Linked DNA regions of Homo sapiens: all the other regions are linked to region 5. A link is a contact called in ENCODE Hi-C or POLR2A ChIA-PET data. All regions are on one chromosome and are shown on one strand. The core of a region is the stretch at or near the end of the contact, and the rest is flanking DNA. Distances in the headings are between cores, read along the strand shown.

Region 1 (2,700 bases), core at 52-2,551, 1.0 Mb after region 5:
TTCCGGGAGGAGGGAACAACAAAAAAAGGCAGAGAAAAGCCCAGAGGCTGGATGGGCTTGAACTGGAAAGAGACCAGCATGGGTGGCACACAGAGAGTGACATGGTAGGAGACCAGATTGGGGAGCAGCTAGGGGAACGGGCACAAGCCAGGTCACAGAAAGCCACATATGCAGAAGTAGGGAGTTTGGATTTTATCCTGAGTGTGGTGGGCAGTCATTAAAGGAATTTGAGCAGGGAGGGAATGGTGCTGTGAGCTGATTAGGTTTCCGGAAGATCCCCCCCATGGCTGCTTCGAGGAAGACTGTGGGGGGCAAAAAGAGGGGGGATCTGAGACCCACTGGTAGGCTGTACTCGTTTGGGACGGACGATGGTGATGGCCTGGAGTAGGAGCTGGTAGTGGCATGGAAGGAAGTCGGTCGAGTCAGGACTTATTTGGGAGGCAGAATAGACAGGGCTTGTCGGGAAATCGTGATCGGCACCGGGTTCAGTCACTGAGATAAGTTTGAGGGTCCACTGTTCTTGGAGTGGCGGGGGTAGGGCTGGAGTTTTGGACTCCTGGCGCTACCTACTTTTTTGGGCCAGGAAGACTGTAGAGTCCAGTTTCGGAACCCTGCCTAGCAAGATTTTAAGAATGGCCCACCACACTACTCAAAACAGGGTCTTCGTCCCCTTCCCCGCAGTCCGGGGAGTCCGGAACCGCAGGAATTCCGCCCCCACCCCCGACTCCGCCCCCGGGTCCCGGCGCCCCCTAGCGGTGCCCAGGCCGGCTTTCCCCCGGGGATTCTGGCCCCTCTGACCCCAGGACCCCTTCTACTGCCCCGATTCCCGGCTGTGATTCCTGCCGGCCTCCCGGCGCCGTGCGAGCCGGGACCCCTGGCGGGCTGTTCTCTGCGCCCGGCCTCCGCTCGCTTCCGGCAGTGGAGGCGGCTCCTCCCGAAGCGGCGGCGGCGGGGGCGGGTGAGTCACGCAGCCGGAGCCAAGAAGCCGGCGCCTCCGCCCCCTTCTCGGACTGCGGCGTGATTCACCCGGCCCGGCCGGGGCAGACAGCACGTAGAGGTCCGTGCGTCTCGATCCCGGGCAGCCCCGGCGGGCACCTGTCGGACCCAGGGATCGAACTCTGTGAAGGACCCGGCCGCTGGTAGCCCTTCTGTTCCCAGGCCCCTTCATTTACATACCTTGCTCACTAGCGGCCAATCAGAACGAAGAGGTAGCCACCCACAACCAATCAGGAAACGGCGGCGGCAGCATCGCTTGTTGGCTGTCCTCCGGAAACCCGCGCCTGGGTCGCGAGACGCAGTTCTGACTCCGGCTCACGACTCCAGACTCCTAACTACCCTTAGCGACCGCCCACTCTCGTGGCTGCCCCGCCCTCCGCCCCAGGGATTGGCCCTGCATGGTGATGGGCGGAGCTTGTAGGGGGCGGATTCTGAAGGAGGGGCTTCAGGGCGCATGCCCGGGCAGCTGCGCGAGTGAGGGGTGGAAAGAGGTGGCTTTTTACTCCGGGGAACGGTGGCGAGTGGGGGCTTTTGCCTCTCAAAATACGAGCCCCTCACAACTACCCATGCACCTGCCAAACCCGGCAATTAAGCTTCTTACACATCCAGCCCCGACAGGGGTCTACACTACAGATAATGCCCGGGTTCAAATTCCGACTCCGGATTCCCCACTCACTGGATGCGTGACCTTGGAAAAATGATCAACCTCTTCAAGCTACACAAAGTTAAATGGGGATCGTCTTGCCTACCTCTTGACAGGATACTTTAAGTAGGATCGTATCTATAAGAACACAATACCACACTCAAGCAATGCTGGACAGTTGGACTTAATTGTGGTTAAAGGCGGGAGTGAGGTGGGAGTGCGATACCAACGGAATCACATCCCGGGCTCCATTCCCTAAGCAGCTGTGTGACCTGCGGCAAGTGTTTTAATCCCTTCTGGTCTGTTTCTCCTTTAAAATGAGAGAAAATAGCGCCTAGTTTACAGGATTGTTTTTAAGGATTAAATTAATTCATGAAAAATCTTCAGAGTGGGGTGCAACATGTTTTGTGTTTTTTTTTTTTTTTTCATTTTATTTATTTATTTATTTATTTATTTGAGACAGATTCTCACTCCGTCGCCCAGGCTGGAGTGCAGGGGCACGATCTCGGTTCACTGTAACCTCCGCCTCCCAGGTTCAAGCAATTATCCTGCCTCAGCCTCCCGAGTAGCTGGGACTACAGGCGTGCGCCACCACGCCCGGTTAATTTTTGTATTTTTAGTAGAGATGGGGTTTCACCATGTTAGCCAGGCAGGTCTCAAACTCCTCACCTCAGGTGATCCGCCCTCCTCGGCCCCTGAGTGTTGGGATTACAGGCGTGAGCTACCGCGCCCAGCTGCTTATTATTTTTTTCTTTACTTTTTATTTTATTTTATTTTGCTTTTGAGACAGGGTCTCGCTCTGTCACCCAGGCTGAAGTGCAGGGGTGCCATCTCGGCTCACTGCAGCCTCCCAGGTTCAAGCCATCCTCCTGCCTCAGACCCCCAAGCAGCTGGGACTACAGGCGCACACCACCATGCCTGGTTAGCAACGTTGTTTCTTTGTTAGTAGTAATAGCTGTTGTAATAAGACAAGCTCTTAGTTCAAGGTGGATAGACATGCAGGATGGGGCTAGAGGTAGACAGGGTATAATACTCCTCCCATGGCCGGATGCAGTGGCTCA
Region 2 (2,700 bases), core at 125-2,624, 1.0 Mb before region 5:
CACCCAGGCTGGAGTGCAGCGGCACAATCTCAGCTCACTACAAGCTGACCTCCTGGGTTTAAGCGATTCTCCTGCCTCGGGCTCCTGAGTATCTGGGATTACAGGTGTGTGCCACCACGCACAGCTGGTTTTTTTGTTTTTTTTTTTTGGTATTTGCAGTACAGATGGGGTTTCGCCATGTTGGCCAGGTTGGTCTCGAACTCCTGACCTCAAGTGATCTATCTGCCTCGGCTTCCCAAAGTGCTGGGATTACAGGCATGAGCCACCATGCCTGGCCAACAAATATTTATTGACTGTCTACTAATATTTGCCAAGCACTGAGATACTGGGAATTCAGTAGTGAAGGAAATCGTCCTGCCTTCATGGAGATGACATTCTAAATGGTGGAGACGGAGAGTGAAAGTCGGGTTTGAGAAAAACGTGCTGCCCAGGCGCAGTGGCTCACACCTCTAATCCCAACACTTTGCGAGGTCAAGGCAGGAATATCGCTTGAGCTCAGGAGTTCGAGACCAGCCTGGGCAGTATAATGAGACTCTGTCTCTATAAAAAATTTAATTTTTTTTAAAAAGAGAGAAAAAGCGATGTTGAATGTGCAGATGTAATATCAATCAGTGGAGGAAGAAGTTGGTATAAGAAGTTGTGAATACTGGCCAGGCAAGGTGGCTCATGCCTGTAATCCCAGCATTTCGGGAGGCCAGGGCCCAGGGAATCGCCTGAGTTCAGGAGTTGGAGACCAGCCTGACCAACATCTACTAAAAATACTAAAATTACGTCTCTACTAAAAATACGAAAATTAGCCAGGCGTGGTGGCACATGCTTGTAATCCCAGCTACTTGGGAAGCTGGGGCAGAAGAATCACTTGTACCCAGGAGGCGGAGGATGCAGTGAGCCAAGATTGCTCCATTGCACTCCAGCCTGGACAACAAGAGCTAAACTCCGTCTCAAAAAAAAAAAATTGTGAATCCTCCACTTACACATGACATTGAAAGCCATAGAGCTGGATGAGTTTTGTAACTAGTTAGTTCATATAAGCTTGGGAAAAAAATGTGGAAGGATGCATTGAAAAAGACTGGAGAGGGAGCCCCAGGTACACATCCTAGCTGTTAGTCCTTTGGAAGGTTACCCAGCCTCTCAGTCTGTCTATAAAATGAGAATAACACAGCTCTCCAAATGGCACGACACCCGCTACCTTTTGGCTTGGAGACGCTGCCCCGAAGGCGGAACCTCCAGGACAGCTACGTAGCGTCCCGAGCACTCAGACTGAAGCCAGGGCAGCCATGTTCATTATTGGAACCGTGAGGTGGGTAGGGGGGGTGGTGTTGAGACAGCTGTCATTTTCAGTTAGGGCAAAAGCCAACTTCCGGTCACCATCTTGAGTGACGACAGAGGCGGAGCTCCAACTGACATGTTCATTAAGGGCAGGGCTCCGAGGGCGCCACCTCGAGAGCGACGGCGGGCTACCCGGGGCGGGCTGAGGCAGGTTGTAGCCCCGCCCCGGGCCTTGGGCTCCACCTCTCGGCCCCACTTCCGCCGGGCAAGCGTTTGTAGGCGGCGCTGCCGTAAATCAGGCGGTCTGCTTGCCGCATCACGCAAGATGGCGGCCGCGGCGGTGAACGGGGCGGCAGGCTTCTCGAGCTCCGGGCCCGCGGCAACCTCGGGCGCTGTTCTGCAGGCCGCGACCGGCATGTACGAGCAACTCAAGGGCGAGTGGAACCGTAAAAGCCCCAATCTTAGCAAGTGCGGGGAAGAGCTGGGTCGACTCAAGGTAAAGTCGGCAGGCCCAGGAAACCGAGTGTTGCGGGCGTGGGAGGCGCTACGAGGTGTCTGGACCCAACCAAGTCCCGGGCCGCGGAAGCCACCTCGGTGCCAGCGAGACTGAGGCGGGCTGGGGGATCCGATGGGGTGAAAGATTTGGAACAGCCAAAGTGGGGGCTCGGAGGGCGTCAAGAAGCGAGAGAGGGACAGGGAGCGTTGATGGTCACGCCTGTAATCGCAGCGCTTTGGGAGGCCGAGGCGGGGGAGCGTCGCTTGAGCCCAGGAGTTCAAGATCAGCCTGAGCAACATAGCGAGACTCTGTCTCTACATTTTTTTTTTAAGTGAGAGATGACTGGAATGGACCCACGCGGGGGTGGTGGGGGAATGATTGGAAGACTTATGGCAGAACTGAGTGAGGGGTTAGATTTTTGGTGCGTGGAGGCTTAACTGGTCGGAGTGGCAGGATTGGGATTCGGGCTTTTCCTGATGGTGGATTCCAGGCAAGACCAAGTGGGAAGTGAGGACTGCCCGGAGTGATAAAAGAATGAGGCTGAAAAGGTGGGCTGTGTAGAGGGTGTGTGGTTAAGACCAGGCTGGGTTAGGATCTGAGAGATCTGGGGCTTAGGCTCGCATCTGTTGGGAGAGGGGGCAGCCTAGTTGTGAAGGCAGGACTGAACCTAGAAGAAATATTCTTACAAGTAGAGAACAAGAATACGGGGCCCAGAGTGCTTCAGACCAAACATCTGTTGGGAGGGAGTGTAAATCCAGTGGCTTGGAACAAGCTGCTGAGCCTGCTAAGGAAAGATGTATGGGCTGAACTGTGGGGGGAGATTTGGACCTCCCCCTCCCAGATATAGATTTTGGGGATAGCCCAGCTACCCCTTCCCCAATAGATTGTGGGGAAGATGGGCCAAGAATGGAATGTACTCCTGTCCCCACCGCCGC
Region 3 (2,700 bases), core at 201-2,700, 1.4 Mb after region 5:
TGCCTGTGCATGTGTACCCCGAGGTCTGTGTGTGTTTTGGTGTGAATTTGGCTCCTTTTAAACACCCATGTGTGGCCAGGCGTGGTGGCTCATGCCTGTAATCCCAGCACTTCGGGAGGCCAAGGCAGATGGATCACTTGAGCCCAGGAGTTGGAGACTATAGCCTGGGCAACACAGAGAGACCCTATCTACAAAAATAAAAAACAGAAAAAGTTAGCCAGGTGTCGTGGTACACACCTGAAGTCCCAGCTATTCCGGAGGCTGAGGTGTGAGGATCACTTTAGTTGGGAGGTTGGGCCTGCAGTGAACTATGATCATGCCACAGCACTTCAGCCTGGGCAAAAGGGTAAGACCCCATCTCAAAAACAAAACTAAACTAGAAACACCCTTGTGTGGCCATGAACCCTGTGTGTGCCCTGAGGACTGCGGGCTTTTGTGCAATCCTCACGCATGTGTGGATACCAGTATGCATGCCCTTGTGCTCACGCGAACCGCCCTACGCCCTCAGGTGGCCTGCAGGGGACTGGTGCAGCCCCGAGGACACTCCCAGTTGCTCGTCGCCCTCCCATCTCCACGTCGGCCTTCACCGACCCGGCGGGAGCCTTGAGTCCCAGCTCTCCAGAGCAATGGTGGAGCGGGCAGGGCATTCAAAATGACCTTATCTCCTTAGTCTCCTAAAGTGTTCCCAGCTGGCCATGCAAATGTCTTCTCTGTGTAGCGTTCCGTGGATTTTTTTTTGTTTCATTTTTTAATTTTGTGTAAAGATAAGGTCTCACTCCGTTGCCCAGACTTTCCCTGGTTCTTTATTCTGATTCCCACAATCGTCCCGAGGGGGCAGGCCGGAGCGGGTCTTGAAAATACACATTTGCACATCCCTTCTAGTCCGCGTTCCCTTTTCTCAAGGGCAACCCGCACTTTTTTGCCTCCGTTATAAAAGATACTTATGTAAATTACTGACGTGCGAATTTACATACATTTCTCAACTAACTGCGTAGCCATTTCTCCGTCTCTCACCTCCGTTCCTGGACGGCGAGAAGGAGGAGGAGCTGACCATGTAAATGAAGTCACGCGCACCGCGCTGCCGAACTCGGTGCCCCGCGCTGGGCGGGGGGCGGGTAGGCCTGTCCATGTAAATCACATCATTTGCGTGCCCCGCCCCGCCGACGCCACTTGATTCCAACATGCAAGAAACGCCCCCTCCCAGACCCGGCCCCTCACACTGCGTTCCCCCTCCCGCGCAAAGGGGGCGGGGCGGAGGATGCAAATGAACCTCGTGTAGGCCACGGACCGCTGTTTCCTTTCTCCTTGGTAGGGGGGTTGTCCCGAACTTCCTCGCCCCGCTCCGCCCCGCCCCGCGCGGCTCGGGCCTGCGCAGGCGCCGTCCCCTCCGCGGGGCGCGGTCACGTGCCCACCGGGCGAGGCGGGGCGGGGCGTCGCGCGCGGTGGGGGCGGGGTATGGCGCGCTGTGCGGCGCAGGGCGGCTGGCACAAACGGCGGCGCCGGGGCCGGAGGAAAAAGCTCGGTGAGGAGGTCGCGGGGCGAGAAGGGAGCGGGAGGAGACTAAGCCGGAGCCGGGGCGCCGGCGCGAACCGGGCGGGGTGTGGGGGCGCGCGCCGGGGCCTGCCGGGGCGACCCCGGGAAGGGGGATGTGGGTGCGGCGCGGGGGAGGGGACGCGCGCCGGTTACGTTGGGTGCCGGCCGTTGTGGGGGTTGGGGTGGGGGCGGGGAGCGCGCGCCGGGCGGAGGCCGAGTGGAGGGGGAGGGGAGGGGGTCCGAGCGGCCCTTAGGCCCTGCCCCTGTCGCCTACTGCGCTCAGAAGGGGCCTCAGGGCCTGCCCCGGGTTGGGGGCGTTGGGGTGCCCTGGATGGGGGCACCTTTATCTCTCGTCCTGTCTCCGGGTGCGTGCACCCTCCTCCGTCCTTTCCTCTGTCGCCGCGGACCCTCTCCCCGAGGGCCCCTCCCGTCGGTCAGTCTCGGGACCTCCCTTCCGTCTGGGCGTGTGTCCGCCCCCGGCCGGCTTCCTCCCGTCGGGCTCGGGTCGACCCCACCGTCCCGCTCCGCCCCGGGTCCTCCCTCCCAGCTTCCCTCCGGTCTATTTTTCTGTCTCTGGGCCCCTCGTTCTCTTTGTTTTTGGACTCCCCAGTTTCCTCTGTCTTTTGACCCCCCCGCCCCCACCCTGACTCTCCCTGGAACCCCCACGTTTCTCGTTGTCTTTCTGGAACGCCGAGGCAGGTCCCTCCTATTTTCCAAACCCCCTCCTTTCCCACTCCTCCACACCACCCTTTTCTACTCCAGCCCTCCTTCTTCTGTCTTTGGTTACCGCGTCCCACAACCTGCACCACAGTCCTCTGTCTTAGGGTCATCTACCCAGCCCCTGGCCTCCAGCCTCTCCCTATCACTGCCTCTTATCTGTCAGCGGACTCCCGCACCTCCAGATTCTCAGGGTCCTCTCCCCGACTTGGCCTCAGGTTTTGGGGGGCCTCTATAGTCAAGTCTGTCCTGGTCGTCTTCCCCACTCCTGCCCATACCATCCCGGCTTTCCCCTGCCTGCCTGTCTCTAGTTTCTCTCACATCCCTTTTTTTTTTTCCTTTCTCTAGCCACCCTGAAGGGTCCCTTCCCAAGCCCTTAGGGACCGCAGAGGACTTGGGGACCAGCAAGCAACCCCCAGGGCACGAGAAGAGCTCTTGCTGTCTGCCCTG
Region 4 (2,700 bases), core at 171-2,670, 1.3 Mb after region 5:
ATTCCTTTGAATACACATTCTTCCCAGCAAACATTTCCCTTGCACATGGAGCCCCTCCACTTTGCACAAACACCCACATTCTGGCACCCAACCTCCTTCCTTGTGCATATAAATCCCTTGCCTTGCTTGCCAACTGTTTCCCGCTCACGCCTTCAACTCTCTCGTGTACATACCCTCCCCCCCACTTGCACACTGAGTCTCTGTTCCCTCACACACCCTGTTCTCTCCGCTCCCCGCCCACCTGCGGAATGGTGCGACTGGGAGCCCTCTGCTTCCTGTAGGCCTGACATTTCCCAGAACACACTCAGCCAAGATTCCCAGTGCTGAGTCAGGAACCTTGGCATCCCAGAAAACCACCTCCCATCCTATCTTTCTTTCTCTGTGTGTGTGTGTGTGTGTGTGTGTGCGCGCGCGCGTTGGAAAGCCTGCTCTCCCCACAACAGGCTGACTCACCCACTTCTCACAGTCTGGAATAGAGGCATCTGGTTGGGGCATCTTTCCCACCACTGGGAGAGGGAGGGATGCCGATGCTTCCCCCACAGAACCCCGCTGCCCCAACCCCTCTTGTCGGGAATCAGGCCTCTTTGTCTCTATTCCCGTACTGTGTGACCTCAGAAAAGCCCTCATCCCTCTCTGGACTTCTCCTTCCCAACCTGTATGAGGTACTAGGTGGGCTCCTGCCTTCGATTTCTCTCATTGGTCTGTGAAAAGGTGACTCATTTTAGAGCCTTGGACCTGTGCCCAATGTCTCCCCCAGTTGACTCAATTTCAAGACAAACCACCTCCTCTCCCCCTTCAGAGGTGAACGGCTGACTCAGGAGCTGGGTGGCAGCTCAGCCTTGGGGGCAAAATATATCAAAATCACCTAGGACAATAAATAATCCTACTGGGCTACAACTGACAGTGCCAGGCCCGGGGCCACATGCTTCACATACATGAGATCATGTCAGATAGCCCCGTAGCTGCAAGCAAAGGGTAGAGGCCGGCAGATCTCTGAGCCTCTGTTCTCACGTGTAAAATGGAGCCCTGGCATCCCTATTGTTCAGCCTTGGAGAATGAACTGAAATCGTGTCAGGGTCTGATACAGAACAAGTACTCTATACATGACAGAGATTTCTTACGGAAAATCCAATGGAGCGTAAGTCATTTGCTCAGGGTAGCGGAGCTGGGAACTGGCAGAGGAAGGTCTCGAACCCACACCCGTGGGAACTCCAAGTCTTTGAAAGTCCGTCCCGCCCCTGCGTGAAGAATGGGCGCGCGGCTGGACTCGTCACCGGGGGTTTTAGGGAAGGTTGAACTTGTCATTCAACCGTGTAGGGAGGGTGGTTTAGTCACAGGGGTGGAGGGAGGGGGCCCACTGGCGCGCCACCAGGACCCCGGTGCCCTAGATGCATACCTGGCCGCGCTTCGGATGCTCAGAGGCAAACCCCCTCCCCTTGGGAGGCGGAGTCGGACAAGGCTCCGTCTCGTTCCGTTCCGTCACGTCCGGTGGGGCGGGGCTTCGGGGCTTTCCCCTTTGAGGGGAGTATCGGTTAACCCTTGCGCGGCGGGGCGGGCTGGAGCTCCGCGGGCCGGAACCCGGGAGTCGGGGCTCCCCAGCCACACCCCTCGCGGGATTTAAAGGGATAGGAGGGGCCGGGTCGGCCGAAGCCCGAACCGAAGGAGCGGGCATGAGGCGCTGCCCGTGCCGTGGGAGCCTGAACGAGGCGGAGGCCGGGGCGCTGCCCGCGGCGGCCCGCATGGGACTGGAGGCGCCGCGAGGAGGGCGGCGGCGGCAGCCGGGACAGCAGCGACCTGGGCCCGGCGCAGGGGCCCCGGCGGGGCGGCCGGAGGGGGGCGGGCCCTGGGCCCGGACAGAGGGGTCCAGCCTCCACAGCGAGCCTGAGAGGGCCGGCCTCGGGCCTGCGCCGGGGACAGAGAGTCCGCAGGCAGAATTCTGGACAGACGGACAGACTGAGCCCGCGGCAGCTGGCCTTGGAGTAGAGACCGAGAGGCCCAAGCAAAAGACGGAGCCAGACAGGTCCAGCCTCCGGACGCATCTAGAATGGAGCTGGTCAGAGCTGGAGACGACTTGTCTTTGGACGGAGACCGGGACAGATGGCCTTTGGACTGATCCGCACAGGTCCGACCTCCAGTTTCAGCCCGAGGAGGCCAGCCCCTGGACACAGCCAGGGGTTCATGGGCCCTGGACAGAGCTGGAAACGCATGGGTCACAGACTCAGCCAGAGAGGGTCAAGTCCTGGGCTGATAACCTCTGGACCCACCAGAACAGTTCCAGCCTCCAGACTCACCCAGAAGGAGCCTGTCCCTCAAAAGAGCCAAGTGCTGATGGCTCCTGGAAAGAATTGTATACTGATGGCTCCAGGACACAACAGGATATTGAAGGTCCCTGGACAGAGCCATATACTGATGGCTCCCAGAAAAAACAGGATACTGAAGCAGCCAGGAAACAGCCTGGCACTGGTGGTTTCCAAATACAACAGGATACTGATGGCTCCTGGACACAACCTAGCACTGACGGTTCCCAGACAGCACCTGGGACAGACTGCCTCTTGGGAGAGCCTGAGGATGGCCCATTAGAGGAACCAGAGCCTGGAGAATTGCTGACTCACCTGTACTCTCACCTGAAGTGTAGCCCCCTGTGCCCTGTGCCCCGCCTCATCATTACCCCTGAGACCCCTGAGCCTGAGGCCCAGCCAG
Region 5 (2,700 bases), core at 107-2,606:
TGGCACCCATCGCTTACCCTCCCCCTTGGCCACTCTGCTCCAGCCACACTGGCCTCCTAGCTGCTCTACCAAGTCTGGTCTGCTTCATCCATAGGAGCTTTGCACTAGCTGTTCCCTCTGCCTGAACACTCCCCTGGTGTCCCCATGGCTCACTCCCCTCCTTCATGTCTCTGCTCAAAAGTTGCCTTCTCTGTGAGATCCTCCCTGACCACTGCTGTTGCAATCCACACCCCACCTCCAACTACCCCATCCTCCCTACCTTGCTCGACTTTTTCCATGACATTTATCATCACCACCTAACATTAAAATGTACTTAATTCTTATGTTGACAGCAATCTGCCTCCCCACTAGAATGTCGCGTCCTCAGGGGCAGGGACTACTTGTTCACTGCTGTATTACACACAGCTAAAGGAAGCCAGGCATAGTGAATGTTCAATATTTATTGAAAAAACAAGTCGACTCAAAAACATAGTTTTCCTTTTCAACAGAGGTCGAAAACTCCAAGACAGATAGCTATGTTCATCTGTAAAGGAGGCATTAAAAAGACAGAGAAATACAGAGGAGGCAGAGTCATATACAGTTTGCCGAGGACCCACATCTCTACAGAAGTCAAACTGTTTGCACACAATTCCATGCCCAGAGCATCTAATAAGAGACGATACCCCCACCTGGTGGCTGGGACGGAAACGGCACCTCCCTACAATACAGAACACCCAAAGGACCGTCGCCAAAGCCCTAGGAGTCTTTTGAGCCCAATAATTCAAAAGATAGAAACGTTCATTCATCTAAGTGATGTAGATGTTTTGGTTGGTTTATTAGATGTGTAAGTTTATAAAAACTGATGGGGAAAAAAAGTGCTCCAGGTGAGGATCGAACTCACAACCTCGGCATTGCTCCGCTCGCACTGTCATATAAGTACCGCGCGCTAACCGATTGCGCCACTGGAGCTCCGGCCGCACCCCTGCGCCGGGGTCTTCTTCAGTGGTTCATAGCCACGTGACCTCACCGGAGGGCCCCGCCTTGTGTTATATATGCAAATTAAACATTTTGCATTGACCAATAGGAGACAGTGCATTGCCAGTTCCGGATTCTCACGCCTCGCGGCCCTTGCTGTAAAAGGGAAAAGTCCGCGAGGCGTTTGGAATGTAGGGGTGTCGCCTACCAGAAGGACACGCCTCCTCATGAATATTCAAAACAAGGGGTGGGGTCTTAACCCTTCGCTGGCGGGTCGGCCGGAAGGCAGCCCCTCCCCCCCCCGCAGGCGGGAACAGGATGTGAGCCCCGGCGACAGCGGGGGAGGGGAAGCCCCGGGCGACCGCCCCCCGCCTCACAGCTGGGATCGGACTCTCCCGCCCCAGATGTGGCGCCGCCGCCGTCACACGAGCCCCGTGACACCCAGCCGGGAGCCCGAGGGGTCCAGAGGCTCGGACCCGGGCGTCCGGAATTTCTGCACCGCATCCTGAGAGACCCCGAGGTCCAGACCCCGGCGCCCAGGCTGGAGGACTTGAGCCATCCAGGTGCGCAGCGCCCCCTCCTGGAGCAGCCGGGAGCCCGGACGTCACCCCGCGAGACCCTGGAGGCCGAGCGCCCCGTATCCCCGTTTCAAGAACTCAGGATCCAGGACCGCAGACTCCCTCCAGGGCTCCGATCCCAAGACCCCGCGTTGGAGGAACTTGAGATCCGGACTTCTAAGCGCCCCAACCAGTTTCGGGCTGCAGCGGCCATCGCTTCAAGGGGACCCAGGACTTTGGGACCCCCCTGTGCTCCCACCTGGAGGGAGTTTCATTCCTGCCCCTAGAATTAGGGGAACTCAGAAATCCATCCCCCACCCCACGGCCCTACCTAGAAGACTTAGGAATGTGGGTCCCCAGCGCCGCCATCTGAGACTCCAGAGTCGAGGCTCCTAGCATCCCCTACGTAGAACACTGAGAAATTCCGACTGCGGGACCCCAGTCTCCGAGAGACCCCAGATTCTATTCCTGGAGCCTGAGAGCCCGAAGTTCACGCCCCTGAGTCTGGGCTCCGCACCTCCCTGGGGACCGCGTCGGGGTCGCGCAGGAGCCGGGCTGCCTCGAGCCGGGGCTGGAGGCTCCCCGGGAGGTGAGGGGGGAGGCGAGGGGCCCAGGCGGACTGGGGGAGGGGGCGGCGCCACTGCTGAACAATGAGGGGGCGTGCCGGCGGGGGGCGAGCCGAGGCGCCGGCGGGAGTTGGGGGCTGGAGGGGTGTGGGAAGGCGCTGGGGAGGCTGTGGCTGTGGGGACGGCGATCGGGGTTCGGAGAGACCGGCCGGAGGGGGTGCGAGGGCTCGGGGCCAGCGCCCCAGCGCGCAGCCCTCGGCGGGGGAGGGAGCCGTCTGCAGGACCCTGGCATCCGGTCCCCCAGCCTCCGCCCTCCCCTGGGACCCCGCGGCCTCCCGCCCACGGCTTTTCCCAGCCCTGCCCCTCGCCCTCCGCTCCAGCTGGAGCCCAAACGTTCCCAGGATCCCTAAGCCTCCGGCCCCAGACAAACGGGACTCGCAGCTTCTGCGCCTCCTGCTCCGCTCACTCTTCTTTGTCTCAGCCTTTCCATCTTTTTCGCCAGGTTCTCTCTCCTTGTCCCCTTCTTTCTGTCACTTTGTGCCTCCCCCATTAGTTACTCCCAGGGGCCCCTCCCTGGATTTACACCACGCTCCTAATTCCCAGCCCCCATCTGTGAGTCTGGG
Region 6 (2,700 bases), core at 193-2,692, 1.4 Mb before region 5:
GCACGCACACACGCACGCACTCACACACACTCCTACACATTCCTCTCTCTGTCATATCACCTGGTTTATTTTCTTCATGGCACATATCACAGTGGATTTGTGGGCTTGTGTATTGCCTGTCTACACCCTATAGTATAGCCTGTGAGCTCCTGTTTGACCATAGGAATTCTGTGTCTTGTGCATTGCCATATCCCCAGCATCTAGAACAGGACCTGGCCCGAAAGAGCTGCTCAGTAAATATTTGTTGAATGAATGAACCGACATGGCCAGTGACACAATGTCTCACTGGGTAGGTTTGTGTTATTTTTTCCTCCTTCGACCTCGATCCCTCCTGCCACTCACTTTATAGTAGAGGCAGTCACAGGCGATCTGTGGGTAGAGCGATGATTGAACCCGGGCCGGGCTGACCCCAGAGCGCACGCTCCTTTGCCCGCCCCTGCCACACTGGTATCTTTCCCTTGATGCTGACGGAGGGATGTGACACCGCAGCCAGCCAGGTCTCCTCATGGAGGGCCTCGGACCACGTGTCATTTTAGAGACCCCAGCGGCAGTCCAGATCCTGAAGTCCGACCTTTGATTCAGGAACAGAGCAGCTGCAGGAGTGCCAGGCTGGGCTTTCTGGTCCTGTCTCTCATCCTCAGCTCCAGTCAGCTGGGGATTAACCCCCTGCCGTCATCAGGAGAAATACAACATGGGAAACCGGCGGTAACTCCACTGTGGTAAAGGATGTGAGGGAAACAGTGACCCACTGCAGAGGGTTTCCTGAGCTCTCGTGCACAGAGAATCGTGCGTGTGCCTCTGGGTGGGCAGGGGACATGCAGCCTGGGTGAACATTTCCCATACACTAGGATGAATTGGCCCTTCCTGTTCATGCCTCTAATGCCCCATTTCCCTCCTACAGAGATTTTCTCTTGTTTAACAATTAAAAGATAGCAGGCTGCTTTGTGGTTCTCAGTCAGGATGCTTTTTAGTTGCAAGTAACAACCCTGGCACCATCTGGCCAATGGTTAAGACATGTGATGTGTTCTAGAAGCCCAGGGGTGGATGGGCACCAGGTGGATAGGATCAGCAGCTCAAGCATGTCTGTCAGGGACTCAGGTTCTCAGCCTCCAAAGGCCTCTGTATGCCTCTTGGTTCCAGAATGGCTTCCAGTGATAATCAGGGCCACTTGCCCTTGTCCACAGGCATCAGGAGAGAGAGAACACACCCCACTGATGGTTATAAGTGGTTCCCCTCAGTCTACAGCTGGTCCAGCTGAGGTCACGTGCCCCTCAACCAGGCCGGTCAAGTTACTAGAGGAATGCCACATCCTGATCACTCTTGACCAACTGGGTTCTGTTGTCTAGTAGCTGAAAAAAGCAGAAGTGGAAACTGAGTAGACAACCATTAATGCCTGCCAAGCTCAGTCCCTGACCAAGTCCCCTCCCTAAGTTAGCAAATCGTGTCAGGCCCAACAGATTTTGTGGCATTTGAGAACAAAGAAGTGTGGTTTTCTTTTGAAGAAGTTTAGTGACTTGCGTCCAATTTCTGCCTCCTGCATCATCCACCCTCAGTTAACACCCAAAAAAGGGGGCAGGCTGGGCGCGGTGGCTCACACCTGTAATCCCAGCACTTTGGGAGGCTGAGGCGGGCAGATCATGAGGTCAAGAGACCATCCTGGCTAACACGGTGAAACCCCGTGTCTACTAAAAATACAAAAATTAGCTGGGTGTGGTAGTGCACACCTGTAGTCCCAGCTATCGTGAGGCTGAGGCAGGAGAATCGCTTGAACCCAGGAGGTGGAGGTTGCAGTGAGCTGAGATTGCGCCACTGCACTCCAGCCTGGGCGACAGGGCGAGACCCCATCTCAAAAAAAAAGCGGGGGGTGGACAGGGGGCAAGTGGAGTCTGGCTGCCAAAGACTACTTGTCTGATGGTGGGGAAAAAAAATGGGTGTCTCCTCCCTTGTCACTGGGAAGGTTTTTGTTTCTCTTTCCATCTTCATCCTCTATAGGTCCTTTCATTCCTTCCCCCAGTCTGAAATATTTCCGGTGTGTCTGTAGCTGTGCACACATCCTTGCAAAATATATATTGAGGTTTGAGTAAAGAGTCAGCTTCCGGGGTTTGGAGCTCTGTATCTCATTCTTTCGGTTTCTTCTGGTTTTCACCAAATAGCATGTGTTCGCCATCTAGCCACGTTGCTGGATGTGTGTCCAGTGTATGGCGTCTGGCAGCTGAACAGTTGTACATGCTGTACATCTGCCACGGCTCACGTGTCTGGTCCCCTGGTGTTGGGCATCCAGGTTGCCCCTAGCTCCACCCCACTTCAAACCATGCTTCAAGTGAGCATCCGCCTACCTTTGCCTTAGGAACCCATGGGGCTTACCCCCAGGAGTCAGTTGCAGCCGGAGATAGGCATTCTCTCTCCCCAGGGGTGGGATTAAGGCACCTGCCACAACACCCAGCTAATTTTTGTACTTTTGGTAGAACTGGGGTTTTGCTCCATTGGCCAGGCTGATCTTGAACTCCTGAGCTCTCTATGAGGCTGCTCTGACCCGCGTTCCCCCGAGAGCACAGGAGGGTCCCGCTTCCCCATACCTCTCGCCACTTTGCTGTTGTCCTGCTTCCCAGTTTCACCAATCCGAAGGGTGTCAAGTGGGGTCTCCGGGGTTTTAATGCTCTGATGGTGAGTCTGGCTGAGTGCCTCTTCATGCCCCTGTTA
Region 7 (2,700 bases), core at 201-2,700, 1.2 Mb before region 5:
CAGGCATGTGCCACCACACCCGGCTAATTTTGTATTTTTTAGTAGAGACGGGATTTCTCCATGTTGATCAGGCTGGTCTCAAACTCCTGACCTCAGGTGATCCGCCCGCCTCGGCCTCCCAAAGTGCTGGGATTACAGGCGTGAGCCACCGTGCCCGGTGCTTACACAGTTTTATGTCTGGGTGTAGTTATAAATTCTGTTGGGTTTTGTTTGTTTTTGAGACACGGTCTCGCTCTGTTGCCCAGGCTGGAGTGCAGTGGTGCAATCTTGGCTCACTGTGACCTTGGCCTCTCAGGCTCAAGCAATCCTCCCACCTCAGCCTCCTGAGGAGCTGAGATTACAAGTGCGTGCATGCCACCACGCCCGGCTAAGTTTTAAGATTTTTGGTAGAGACAGGTTTTCCCCATGTTGCCCAGGCTGGTGTTGAACTCCTGACGTCAAGCAATCCTCCTGCCCCGGCCTCACAAAATGCGTGAGCCACTGTGCTGGGCCAATTTCTGTTGTTTTATGTCTTTGAGTGGCTGCGGATCAGCGCTTGTGCTTGAAGGTGGTCAGTTTTTTCTTTAGGAGATAAGGAAGGGCCGTAACTTGAGTCATTTTGTGTTCCAGTGGGGTTGTGCTGTGTCTGCCTACGGCTGTGGCCCATGCCGCTGTGTCTGCGGGTGGCTGTGACTGTAGCATATGTTGAACTGTAGGTGACCCCCCCCCAGCCCCCGCTTGTGTCCTTGTGGGTTTGTGCATGGCTGTTACTTCTGGGCTGTGTCCGTGAGTGGCTATAGCTTCCTTCACTGTGCACATCTGTGTCTGCTTTTGCTTCCTTTGCCGTGGGTCTCTGTGTGGCTGTATCTCCCCTGTCACCATGTCTGTGTTTGGCTTTATGACACCCCCCTTCCCCCACTCTTTCTCCAGACGTGGCGGTTTCAGCTCAACTTAGCCTCCTCCCTCCTCATGCTAAACCCCTGGCCCTCCACAGGCGTTTGGACACATCTCTGGAGACCCAAGTCTTTGTGTGTTGCTCTCGGTGTGTCCACAAGCACAATGCCATAGAGCACGGATGGCCAGGCCAATGAGTGCCCGGCCCTGGGGCGCTCGTCCTCTTGTGCAGACCAGGCTGGCCGTGCACCAGCGAGTGTGCACCGAGACCCCAAGGGCGTGGGGTCTCCGCGCCCGGGCTCTATCTGTCCCCGACCACCCCCGAGCCCTCCCCGGGCTCACCATGCCGCGGTACAGCTCCTCCAGGCGCCCGTCGATCCACTTCTCCACGTCCAGCCGCCGCTGCAGCTCCCGCCGGTCATACTTGACGGTGACGCGCGCGTGCCGCTTCTGCAGCCCCCCGGGACTGCCCCCTGGCCCGCGGGCCCGCGATGGAGACTGCAGCTTGCTCAGCACGCGCTTGCCCAGCCGCTGAGCTGCCATCGCGCTGCTGGACCCAGCCTGGCCCCGCGCTGTGCGCCTTCGCCTCGCGCCCCGGGTGCTTCTTACGGGCCAGGGCGGGGCTAGCCGGGGGCGGGGGCTCGGGCTCGCCGGGAGGTCTGCCCCACCCCGGCCGCCTCAGGCCTCAGTTTCCCCGTCTGCAGTGCGAGAGTAGGCCGCTGCGTCGGCTTGAGGCACGCAGTCGTGCGAAGTTGAGGTATGGGCGGGGACCCAGAGTCCCGGGCGGGTCCCTGCATCGGGGGCTCCCGGGCCGGGATCCTGTGGGGCGGGGGCCTGGGACAGACACTCGGGACCCGGCCTGTCTGCGCCCTCTGGCGGTGGCGGGGTGGGGGGCTGTTGGTGCGGGAGCGCCTGCGCCGCTGTCGCTGTAGAAGGTCGAGCGGTCACTTGTTCCTTCGTTCATTCATTCACTCATCCATCCATTTGTTTGTTCACTCATTCCGTTCAACGAATTTTTTTTTTTTTGAGTCGATGTCTCTCTTTGTCGCCCAGGCTGGAGTACAATGGCGCGATCTCGGCTCACCGCAACGTCCGCCTCCCAGGTTCAAGCGATTCTCCTGCCTCAGCCTCCGAAGTAGCTGGGATTACAGGGATGCACCACAACACCCGGCTAATTTTTGTATTTTTAGTAGAGACGGGATTTCGCCATGTTGGCCAGGCTGGCCTCGAACTCCTGACCTCAAGTGATCTGCCTGCCTCCGCCTCCCAAAGTGCTGGGATTACAGGCGTGAGCCACCGCCACTGGCCCGGTTCAACGAATATCTATTAAGTATCCACTCTATACCAGACACTGCTTTACGCTCCAGGGATAGAGCAGGGAACAAAACAGACAAAACCAGTCCCACGCAGTTGACAGTTGTAGCCGGGATACATGAGAAACACAGTAAGTACGGTATTATACAGTTTATTATCATATAAGTGCTTTGGAGAAATATAAAGCAGAGAAGGAGAAATGGAGTGAGGGTAAGGTTGCAATTTTAGCGAGGGTGGCCAGGGAAGTCCCTTACTTCAAAACAGTCTTCTCACTTCTAATTATAAGCAGCAATAATTATACTCTAAAATTTAAATGTGGCTGGGCGCAGTGGCTCACTCCTGTAATCCCAGAACTTTGGGAGGCCAAGGAGGGTGGATCACGAGGTCAGGAGTTCAAGACCAGCCTGGCCAACATGGTGAAACTCCATCTCTACTAAAAATACAAAAATTAGCTGGGCCTGGTGGCACATGCCTGTAATCCCAGCTACTCGGAAGGCTGAGGCAGGAGAATCG

What was found. Hi-C counts contacts between places; a loop is a spot of excess contacts on that map. ChIA-PET counts read pairs that join two places held with the same protein, here RNA polymerase II (POLR2A). Pooled maps may share reads with other maps.
Region 1: a loop to region 5 is called in a pooled map, with 7 times the contacts of the local background. The contact joins the promoter of SERTAD1 here to the promoter of PLEKHG2 in region 5. A Hi-C loop is called at or near these places in 1 of 168 maps with a recorded cell type or tissue (gastrocnemius medialis), 1 of 37 single-sample maps with no recorded cell type and 18 of 50 pooled maps. POLR2A ChIA-PET finds 5 or more read pairs at or near these places in 6 of 52 experiments (B cell, H1, PC-9 and 3 more).
Region 2: a loop to region 5 is called in a pooled map, with 7 times the contacts of the local background. The contact joins the promoter of PSMD8 here to the promoter of PLEKHG2 in region 5. A Hi-C loop is called at or near these places in 1 of 168 maps with a recorded cell type or tissue (gastrocnemius medialis) and 8 of 50 pooled maps. POLR2A ChIA-PET finds 5 or more read pairs at or near these places in 1 of 52 experiments (activated B cell).
Region 3: a map with no recorded cell type shows a loop between it and region 5 (7-fold over the local background). The contact joins the promoter of EGLN2 here to the promoter of PLEKHG2 in region 5. A Hi-C loop is called at or near these places in 1 of 37 single-sample maps with no recorded cell type and 8 of 50 pooled maps. POLR2A ChIA-PET finds 5 or more read pairs at or near these places in 1 of 52 experiments (activated CD4-positive, alpha-beta T cell).
Region 4: a map of cardiac septum shows a loop between it and region 5 (4-fold over the local background). The contact joins the promoter of COQ8B here to the promoter of PLEKHG2 in region 5. A Hi-C loop is called at or near these places in 3 of 168 maps with a recorded cell type or tissue (ascending aorta, cardiac septum and sigmoid colon), 1 of 37 single-sample maps with no recorded cell type and 15 of 50 pooled maps.
Region 6: a loop to region 5 is called in a pooled map, with 3 times the contacts of the local background. The contact joins the enhancer-like site here to the promoter of PLEKHG2 in region 5. A Hi-C loop is called at or near these places in 6 of 37 single-sample maps with no recorded cell type and 5 of 50 pooled maps.
Region 7: a map of ascending aorta shows a loop between it and region 5 (5-fold over the local background). The contact joins the promoter of PPP1R14A here to the promoter of PLEKHG2 in region 5. A Hi-C loop is called at or near these places in 3 of 168 maps with a recorded cell type or tissue (aorta and ascending aorta) and 9 of 50 pooled maps.

What each region holds. Positions count from the first base shown.
Region 1 is chr19:40,424,691-40,427,390 of GRCh38, forward strand. It overlaps SERTAD1 (SERTA domain containing 1), which reads right to left and starts at 1,302. Exons shown (of 2, transcript NM_013376.4): 1 at 1,177-1,302. RefSeq lists an enhancer at 1-627 and a silencer at 670-759.
Region 2 is chr19:38,373,197-38,375,896 of GRCh38, forward strand. PSMD8 (proteasome 26S subunit, non-ATPase 8) reads left to right here and starts at 1,375. Exons shown (of 7, transcript NM_002812.5): 1 at 1,375-1,765. The coding sequence starts at 1,406. RefSeq lists enhancers at 1,284-1,914, 1,545-1,684.
Region 3 is chr19:40,797,741-40,800,440 of GRCh38, forward strand. It overlaps EGLN2 (egl-9 family hypoxia inducible factor 2), which reads left to right and starts at 1,451. Exons shown (of 6, transcript NM_080732.4): 1 at 1,451-1,522; 2 at 2,599-2,700. It overlaps RAB4B-EGLN2 (RAB4B-EGLN2 readthrough (NMD candidate)), which reads left to right. Exons shown (of 12, transcript NR_037791.1): 8 at 2,599-2,700. RefSeq lists silencers at 1,229-1,588, 1,739-1,788.
Region 4 is chr19:40,715,466-40,718,165 of GRCh38, forward strand. It overlaps COQ8B (coenzyme Q8B), which reads right to left and starts at 1,421. Exons shown (of 15, transcript NM_024876.4): 1 at 1,122-1,421. It overlaps ITPKC (inositol-trisphosphate 3-kinase C), which reads left to right and starts at 1,647. Exons shown (of 7, transcript NM_025194.3): 1 at 1,647-2,700. The coding sequence starts at 1,671. RefSeq lists silencers at 168-217, 1,538-1,897 and an enhancer at 888-967.
Region 5 is chr19:39,411,313-39,414,012 of GRCh38, forward strand. It overlaps PLEKHG2 (pleckstrin homology and RhoGEF domain containing G2), which reads left to right and starts at 1,357. Exons shown (of 19, transcript NM_022835.3): 1 at 1,357-2,100. TRI-TAT1-1 (tRNA-Ile (anticodon TAT) 1-1) reads right to left here and starts at 948; the gene lies at 856-948. RefSeq lists enhancers at 299-388, 799-898, 909-958 and silencers at 1,169-1,528, 2,059-2,198, 2,209-2,278, 2,389-2,448.
Region 6 is chr19:38,047,234-38,049,933 of GRCh38, forward strand. The region is part of intron 2 of SIPA1L3 (signal induced proliferation associated 1 like 3); the gene reads left to right. Among named protein-coding and RNA genes, the nearest start is that of SNORD152, 110 kb to the right of the region's middle. RefSeq lists enhancers at 456-1,204, 1,858-2,387. Within about 2 kb of position 1,443, at least 13 of the 41 ENCODE cell types and tissues checked have a DNase peak (open chromatin) inside an H3K27ac peak, as active enhancers do.
Region 7 is chr19:38,254,924-38,257,623 of GRCh38, forward strand. It overlaps PPP1R14A (protein phosphatase 1 regulatory inhibitor subunit 14A), which reads right to left and starts at 1,451. Exons shown (of 4, transcript NM_033256.3): 1 at 1,216-1,451. The coding sequence starts at 1,416. RefSeq lists a silencer at 1,243-1,430.